Regions from separate parts of the Homo sapiens genome. Here region 1 is linked to region 2. Evidence: read pairs that join two places in POLR2A ChIA-PET (ENCODE). Cell type or tissue: PC-9. All regions are shown on one strand.

Region 1 (4,000 bases), 980 kb after region 2:
AGTAGCTGGAATTACAGGTGCCTGCCACCACGCCTGACTGATTTTTGTATTTTTAGTAGAGCTGGGGTTTCACCATGTTGGCCAGGCTGGTCTCCAACTCCTGACCTCAGGTGATCCACCCACCTTGGCCTCCCAGAGTGCTGGGATTACAGGTGTGAGTCACCATGCCCAGCCAAGAATATTTTTAAAGAGGTTAATATTTTGGTATTTGGGTGTCTTGATAGTTCAATGAACTGTTTACAAAGGGGATAAACTAATATTTAACTTTTTTCGAGACAGGGTCTCACTCGGTTGCCCAGGCTGGAGTGCAGTGAGTGCAGTGGCACAATCTCAGCTCACTGCAGCCTCGACCTCTTGGGCTCAAGCAATCTTCCCACCTCAGCCTCCCAAGCATCTGGGAGTACAGGCCGTATCCATCATGCCTGAGTATTTTTTGTAGTTTTTCTAGAGATGACGTTTTGCCATGTTGCCCAGGCTAGTCTTGAACTCCTGAGCTCAAGTGATCCACTTGCCTTGGCCTCCCAAAGTGCTGGGATTACAGATGTGAGCCACCATGCCCAGCTAGTAAAATTTAACTTTGTGAAATTTTTTTTACTTAAAAAATTTTTGTTTTGAGATTATTTTAGGGGTGGGTGTGTGTGCACATTAGAATACTATAGGTTATTTTGATATATGTATGTATGTATATATATAGAGAGAGAGAGACTTTTTTTTTTTTTGAGACGGAGTCTTGCACTGTCACCCAGGCTGGAGTGCAGTGGCATGATCTCAGCTCACTGCAAGCTCCACCTCCCAGGTTCATGCCTTTCTCCTGCCTCAGCCTCATGAGTAGCTGAAACTACAGACACGGGCCACCACGCCCAGCTAATTTTTTTGTATTTTTAGTAGAGATGGGGTTTCACCATGTTAGCCAGGATGGTCTCAATCTCCTGACCTCATGATCTGCCCACCTCGGGCTCCCAAAGTGCTGGGATTACAGGCGTGAGCCACCGCGCCCGGCCTATATAGACATTTTTGATGTAGTGCATGTAACTGATATTTATTTAATCGTATTGTAGTTTTTTTGTTTTGTTTTTTTTTTTTTCCTCTGAGACGCAGTCTTGCTCTGTCGCCCAGGCTGGAGTGCAGTGGCATGATCTCAGCTCACTGCATCCTCCACCTCCCAGGTTCAAGTGATTCTCCGGCCTCAGCCTCCCAAGTAGCTGGGATTACAGGTGCTTGCCACCATGCCCCGCTAATTTTTGTATTTTTAGTAGAAACAGGGTTTTGCCATGTTGGCCAGTCTGGTCTTAAACTCCTGACCTCAAGTGATCCCAAAGTGTTGGGATTACAGGCGTGAGCCACAGCGCTAGCCCTGTAGTTTAAAAGCCTAGGCCTGTTGGATTTCTGGGGATTTACATTGATCATATCTGTCGCTTGGTTTTTTTGGTCTGAAAGGAAGCTTAGGTGTTTAGTTATGATTGGATGACTTATTTGGCCAAGTTAACAGGTTACAGAGCAGTGATTTTTAGTGTTTTTTAATGTTCCCATTGTTAGTCTATTGAGGCCCCTAGTGTATTTGTTGAAACACAAAAGGCCTTCTAAAAAAGATTCAGTCCTTGTGTTTAAAAAGCTTACTTTCTAGTTGGAGAGACAAAATAAACTGAGAGTACTGAGGTAATTAATATCAAATATTAGATCGTTGGATAATCAAATCTTTGTTGGAAAGGAATAGATTGTTGTGTATAGGGTTAGGGAAAGTTTTATGGAAGTAGGTTTAAGAGCATGAAGGATATGTAGGAGCTGGATTAGATATAGCATGTTTTTATTCACATTTAATACATGTAACTCAACAACCATGGTATTGATCCTATAGTATGTCTCTGGCCCCAGATAAGTCCCATTAATACCTGGCTCTGTTTTCTTACCTGAACAGCAAAGCTACTGAAGCCACCCCAGAATGTAGAAGCCAAAATTTCTGGTGGTAAAGGGTATGAGCTGTAATCTGGCCCAACTCTGGTCCCACAGGGTGGTGTTGGCTTTGTTTCTTGAGGCTTCCTTGGCATGTGTATATAGGCTGGCTCTTGATCTGTGGGCTGATGAATGGCCGTAGGTGGGGCCCCAAGAGTCATTAATGTCATTCAGGATTAAAAATAGCTACTCACACATTCCCCATTCAAACTGCTAGAAAAACCTGTTCCATATATATTGTTTTAGTAATGCTTTCCTTTTCTGTGGAGCATATGAAAACGTACAAACTTTCACAGTGTCAGTTCAATTTAATCATTCGGAGGTAGGCTTTGTAATTATAGTTGCAGAAACAGACCCAAAAAAGTTAAGTGAGGCTGGTCACAGTGGCTCATTCCTGTAATCCCAGCGCTTTGGGAGGCCAAGGCAGGAGGATCCCTTGAGCCCAGGAGTTCTGAGACTCACCTGGGCAACATAGTGAGACCCCGTCTCTACAAAAAAATTTAAAAATTAGCTGTGCTTGTTGGTGGGTACCTGAAGTCCCAGCTACTTGGGAGGCTGAGATAGGAGGATCGCTTGAGCCCAGGAGTTTGAGGCTGCAGTGAGCTATGACTGTGGCACTGTACTCCAACCTGGGCGACAGAGTGAGACCCTGTCTCCAAAAAAAACCGCAAAATGTTGTGTCCTGCTCAGTGTGATGCATTTAGTAAATGACACGAAGAACTGGACATCAGAACTCCTAATTTTTATATCTAGTGTTTCCTAACATGATCCAGTGCTTTTTTGTTTAATTGGAAATGGAGTCTCACTCACTCCATCACTCAAGCTAGAGTGCAGTGGTGCCATCTTGGCTCACTGCAACCTCAGGTTCTCAGGTTCAAGTGATTTTCCTGCCTCAGACTCCTGAGTAGCTGGGATTACAGGGATGCACCACCATGCCCGGCTAATTTTTGTATGTTTAGTAGAGACGGGGTTTCACCATGTTGGCTAGGCTGGTCTCAAACTCCCTACCTCAAGTGATCGGCCCGCCTTGGCCTCCTGAAGTGCTGGGATTACAGGTGTGACCCACCACACCCAGCCAGTCCAGTGCTTTTTAGTATAGGTATTGAGGGCTATGCTTTGACTTGAAATTCCTGTTAATGAAAGGGTCTAATTTAGGAGAGTGATGTAAGACCTAAGGATTTGTCTCTAACAGCAGAGCAATAGTTATACAAATGTTCTATTTTCTGAGAGAAGGTTGACTGGCCTTTCCTCCTATTGATACAATTTTTGATATTTCTCACTCTACAGATATCACAATTTCTGGCTGTAGTCTCTTTATTATTTTCACATCAGCTGTCTTCCTTAGGCTTGGCGTGGTGATGCTTGTGATCCCAGCTACTCAGGAGGCTGAGGTACGTGGATCACTTGAGCCTGGGAGGTTGAGGCTGCAGTCAGCTGTGATCACATCATTGTGTTCCAGCTTGGGTGACAGAGGCAAGATGCTGTCTCAAAAAAAAAAAAAAAATTCAGATAAGCCCTCCGTATTTTTTCTTTTTCAGTTCGTGTGCAACCAGGGATTGGCACATTATTATTTTTAGACAGGGTCTCACTGTGTCACCCATGCTGAGTGCAGTGGTGGGATTATGGCTCACTGCAGCCTGGACCTCCCAGGCTCAAGCAGTCCTCCCACCTCTGCCTCCTGAGTAGCTGGGACTACAGGCGCACACCACCACGCTGAGCTGGTTTCTTAATTTTTGTAGAGACATGGTCTTGCTATGTTGCCCAGGCTGGTATCTAAGTGCTGGGATCACAGGCATGAGCCACCACACTCAGTCCCCCATTGATTTTTGAATCCCAAATAAAATCACCTTAGCAAAACCTTCCTTAAAAGATGTACAGTTAGCTGGGGTGGTGGCTTACGTTTGTAATCCCAACACTTTGGGAGGCCGAGGTGGGTGGATCACCTGAGGTCAGGAGTTGGAGACCAGCCTGACCAACATGGTGAAACTCCATCTGTACTAAAAATACAAAAATCAGCTGGGTGTGGTGGCGGGCACCTGTAATCCCAGCT
Region 2 (4,000 bases):
GAAGATTATATTCCCCAGTGCATATAAAAGTTGTGGTGATATCACACTGTAATCTATTGTATACAATAACATTGTGTATAAAAAATGTATATGCCTTAATTTAATGTAATCTATTGTATACAATAACATTGTATATAAAAATGTATATTCCTTAATCCATAAAAATACTTTATGGATGAAAATGCTAACAATCATCTGAGCCTTTAGCAAGTTACAATCATTTTGCTGGTGGAGGGTCTTGCCTCAGTGTTGATGGCTACTGACTGATCAGGATGTTGGTTGCTGAAGGTTGGAGTGTCTGTGGCAATTTCTTAAAATAAGACAATAATGAAGTTTGCTGTGTCAGAGCCTTCCTTTCATGAAAAATTTCTCTGTAATATGCAATGCTGTCTGATAGCATGTTACCCACAGTAGAATTTGGAAAATTGGAGTCAGTCCTCTCAAACCATGCTGTTACTTTATCAACTTAAGTTTATGGAATATTCAAAATTCTTTGTTGTCATTTCAGCAGTGTTCACAGCATCTTCACCAGGAGTACATTCCATCTTAGGAAACCACTTTTTTTGCTCATCTATAAGAAGCAACTCCCTGTCCATTCAAGTTTTATCATGAGATTGCAACATTTCAGTATCCATCTTCAGGCTCCACTTCCAATTCTAGTTCTCTTGCTATTTCTACCACATCTGCAGTGACTTCTTCCCTGAAGTCTTGAAGCGCTCAAAGTCATCCACAAGGGCTGGAATTCACTTCTTCCAAACTCCTGTTAATGTTGATGTTTTGACCTCCTCCCATGAATCACGAATGTTCTTAATGGCATCTAGAATGATGAATACGTTGCAGGAGGTTTTCATTTTAGTTTGTCTGATCCATCAGAGGAATCACGGTCTATGGCAGCTATAGTCTTGCAAAATATATTTCTTAAATAATAAGACTTGAAAGTCAAAATTACTTCTTGATTTGGGGGTTGCAGAATGAATGTTGTATTAGCAGCCATGAAAACAGCATTCATCTCCTTATACATCTCCATCAGAGCACTTGGGTGACTGGGTGCATCATCAATGAGCAGAAATATTTTAAAAGGGGCCAGGCATGGTGGCTCATGTCTGTAATTCCAGGACTTTGGGAGACTGAGGCAGGCAGATCACCTGAGGTCGGGAGTTCGAGACCAGCCTGACCAACAGGGAGAAACCCCGTCTCTACTAAGAATAGAAAATTAGGTGTGGCAGTGCATGCCTGTAATCCCAGCTACTCGGGAGGCTGAGGTAGGAGAATCGCTTGAACCCAGGAGGCGGAGGTCATGGTGAGCCAAGATTGCACCATTGCACTCCAGCCTGGGCAACAAGAGTGAAACTCCATCTCAAAAAAATAAAAGCCTAGCCTCCCAAAGTGCCAGGATTACAGGCATGAGCCACCGCGCCTGTCTGTCCGCCCGTCTTCTTTTTTAAGAGCAAGAAAAGGTTTCCCAGAAGTACTCTGGTAGATTCTTATCACACACACATTCCTAAACCAGTTACTGGCAAAGAAAATAGAATTATCATGATTAATTAGCATATTCTGAAGTACATGCTTCCTTATAACTGAACAAAAATTAGAGCTCCACTGGCAACGCGGAAATGGCTGTTGACTTGGCAACTAATAGTGAATTGCTCACAATGTTTAAGTGAAATGGCCTGTCAGATTTCCTGGGAACACAGGAACCAGGGCCAGACTTAGAAACGGCCTCAGTAAGAGGTTTTCTAAAACTATTTTCTGGTATCGTAATTATTCCTAATTACCTTGTGCACTAAAAAAATTTAAAAATTTTAAATTTAGAATTTTAAACACATTTCCTGACAGTAACCAAGATATAAAAATGTGTAAAATTGAGTGAATATATTTTAAAGCATGGAAGATTTGTGTTACCCTCAGACTTGAAAGGGAACCTGCAAAGTTATGGTCTCATGGGAAATATTGTTTCTTTTTGCCTTGACATAATTTTCAGGCTCTTTGGTTTTATTCTAAGCAACCCAGCAGGGCACCTTTAAAAAGAAACAAACAAAATTACTGTCTCTAAACCAAAGAAGATAGAAAAATACATTCAGGAGAATAGTATACATTGAAAACTGCCACTTTAGCTAGTGCTTTTTTTTTTTTTTTTTTTTTTTTAAGACGGAGTCTCGCTCTGTTCCAGGCTGGAGTGTAGTGGTGCGATCTCAGCTCACTGCAACCTCCACCTTCCAGTTTCAAATGATACTTATGCCTCAGCCTCCTGAGTAGCTGGGATTACAGGGGCCAGCCACCATGCCCAGCTAATTTTTTCATATTTTTAGTAGAGAGTACTTTTTAACTGAGAAGAGATGCTGTAAAGTTTTAGGAAATCACAGTGGGGACAGTAGTCATACTTCTACTTTCTTCTGAATATAATATTGTTTCTTTTTTCTCCTGCAGTTACTTATTTTTTTTTTCTTTTTGCTTTAAGGCTTGGTAGTTCTGAGAATTTTAGATTCAGTTATAATCGAATGTAACTATCAACACATGTTATGGAGTAGTATAAATTGTTACTTGATGTTTGGAGTTGTTTTACTCAGTCACTCAGCAAAGGTAAGATTAGATCTCCGTTAGATGAAAAGTATTATCTCTTATGCAAAGAGACATTGGTTAGCTCTGGATGAAGACAATGGCTATGGGGTCAGTCAACCTTGTAGAAAGAATAGGCTAGGCACAGTGGCTCATGCCTGTAATCCCACCACTTTGGGGTGGTCGAAGCCAGTGGATCACTTGAGCCCAGCAGTTCGAGACCAAACTCGGCAACATAGTGAGAGCCCCCTCTCTACAAAAAATTTGAAAATTAGCCAGGGCATGGTGGTGTGTACCTCTGGTACTAGCTATCAGGAGGCTGAGGTGGGAGGATCTCTTGACCTGGGGAGGTTGAGTCTGCATGCAGTGAGCCATGATTGCGCCACTGGACTCCAGCCTGGGTGAGAAAGTGAGACCTTGTCTCAAAAAAAAAAAAAAAAAAAAAAAAAAGACACAATAAAAGTAAAATTGTATAATCTCTGGAAAAAACAAAATAGGCTGTCATGTTCTAATACTCAATATGTAAGGATGTTTAGTATATTAGTGGGTATAATTATTAATAAAATATTCTATTTAGTTATCTTTGAACCAGTTTGTAATAACCAAACCACAAAAATTCAATTTGCTTTGTATGTAAAAATCTTTTAAAATAGAAAGTCCTGCCTTAACTTTCATAAATCTGAATGTGAGCATATATTTATGCTTTTCATTTCTTTGCACAGCTTTTTTTTTTTTTCCTCTAAGACAGAGTCTCACTCTGTCACTCAGGCTGGAGTATAGTGGCACGATCTGAGCTCACTGCAACCTCTACCTCCCAGGTTCAAGTGATTCTTGTCCATCAGCCTCCCAAGTAGCTGGGATTACAGGTGTGCAACACCATACCTGGTTAATTTTTGTATTTTTAGCAGAGACAGGGTTTCGCCATGTTGTCCAGGCTGGTGCACAGCATTTTGTTGTTGATGTGTGAGACTTGTAATATAACAGTAATAATGCTGTCATTTCTTAAAGATGATATATAATCCTATCAAAATATTCCTGGGAAGTAGGTATTTGTCAGCCTGTCAGTGTTTTCCTTTTATTTTGTGTGTGTGTGTGTGTGTGTGTGTGTGTCTGTGTGTGTGTGTGTTTTAGTACATTCTCCCAGATGCTGAAATTTTCCCTTTAAACTGTTACTATGATGTATGTCTTATTTCTTTCTCTTTTTTGGTCCTAATTATGCTCTCAGGAGTTAAGACAGTATAAAATTATGTTTTTTAAAGGAAACTTCATCAAATACTTGGAAATTAGCAAATATTTTTTAGAGGTAGAAACTGTCATTTATATTCCTAAGACTTGTAGGCCATTGTATTTGTTGACTGACTGATTTGACTGAGAACCTAGTGTGTGATAACGTGTCACTGTTTCTGTCAACTTATATAATTGAGGGTCTTTTTAATTGTTCTTA

Evidence for each region. ChIA-PET counts read pairs that join two places held together with the same protein. Peaks named below come from ENCODE experiments on the same cell type or tissue, not always from the same donor. Only the 100,000 strongest peaks of a DNase experiment are listed, where the experiment ranks them.
Region 1: POLR2A ChIA-PET joins it to region 2 with 18 read pairs; 2 of 35 experiments call an interaction of 5 or more read pairs at or near these places.

What each region holds. Positions count from the first base shown.
Region 1 is chr10:75,214,651-75,218,650 of GRCh38, forward strand. All of the region lies in intron 4 of VDAC2 (voltage dependent anion channel 2), which reads left to right. Among named protein-coding and RNA genes, the nearest start is that of VDAC2, 5.9 kb to the left of the region's middle. In PC-9, no CTCF peak of the experiment used is centred here; a DNase peak (open chromatin) is centred at 2,091; H3K27ac peaks cover 1,908 bases.
Region 2 is chr10:74,236,736-74,240,735 of GRCh38, forward strand. The region is part of intron 3 of ADK (adenosine kinase); the gene reads left to right. LOC124902456 (a long non-coding RNA gene) reads left to right here. Exons shown (of 2, transcript XR_007062198.1): 1 at 1-4,000. Among named protein-coding and RNA genes, the nearest start is that of ADK, 88 kb to the left of the region's middle. In PC-9, no CTCF peak of the experiment used is centred here; a DNase peak (open chromatin) is centred at 1,516.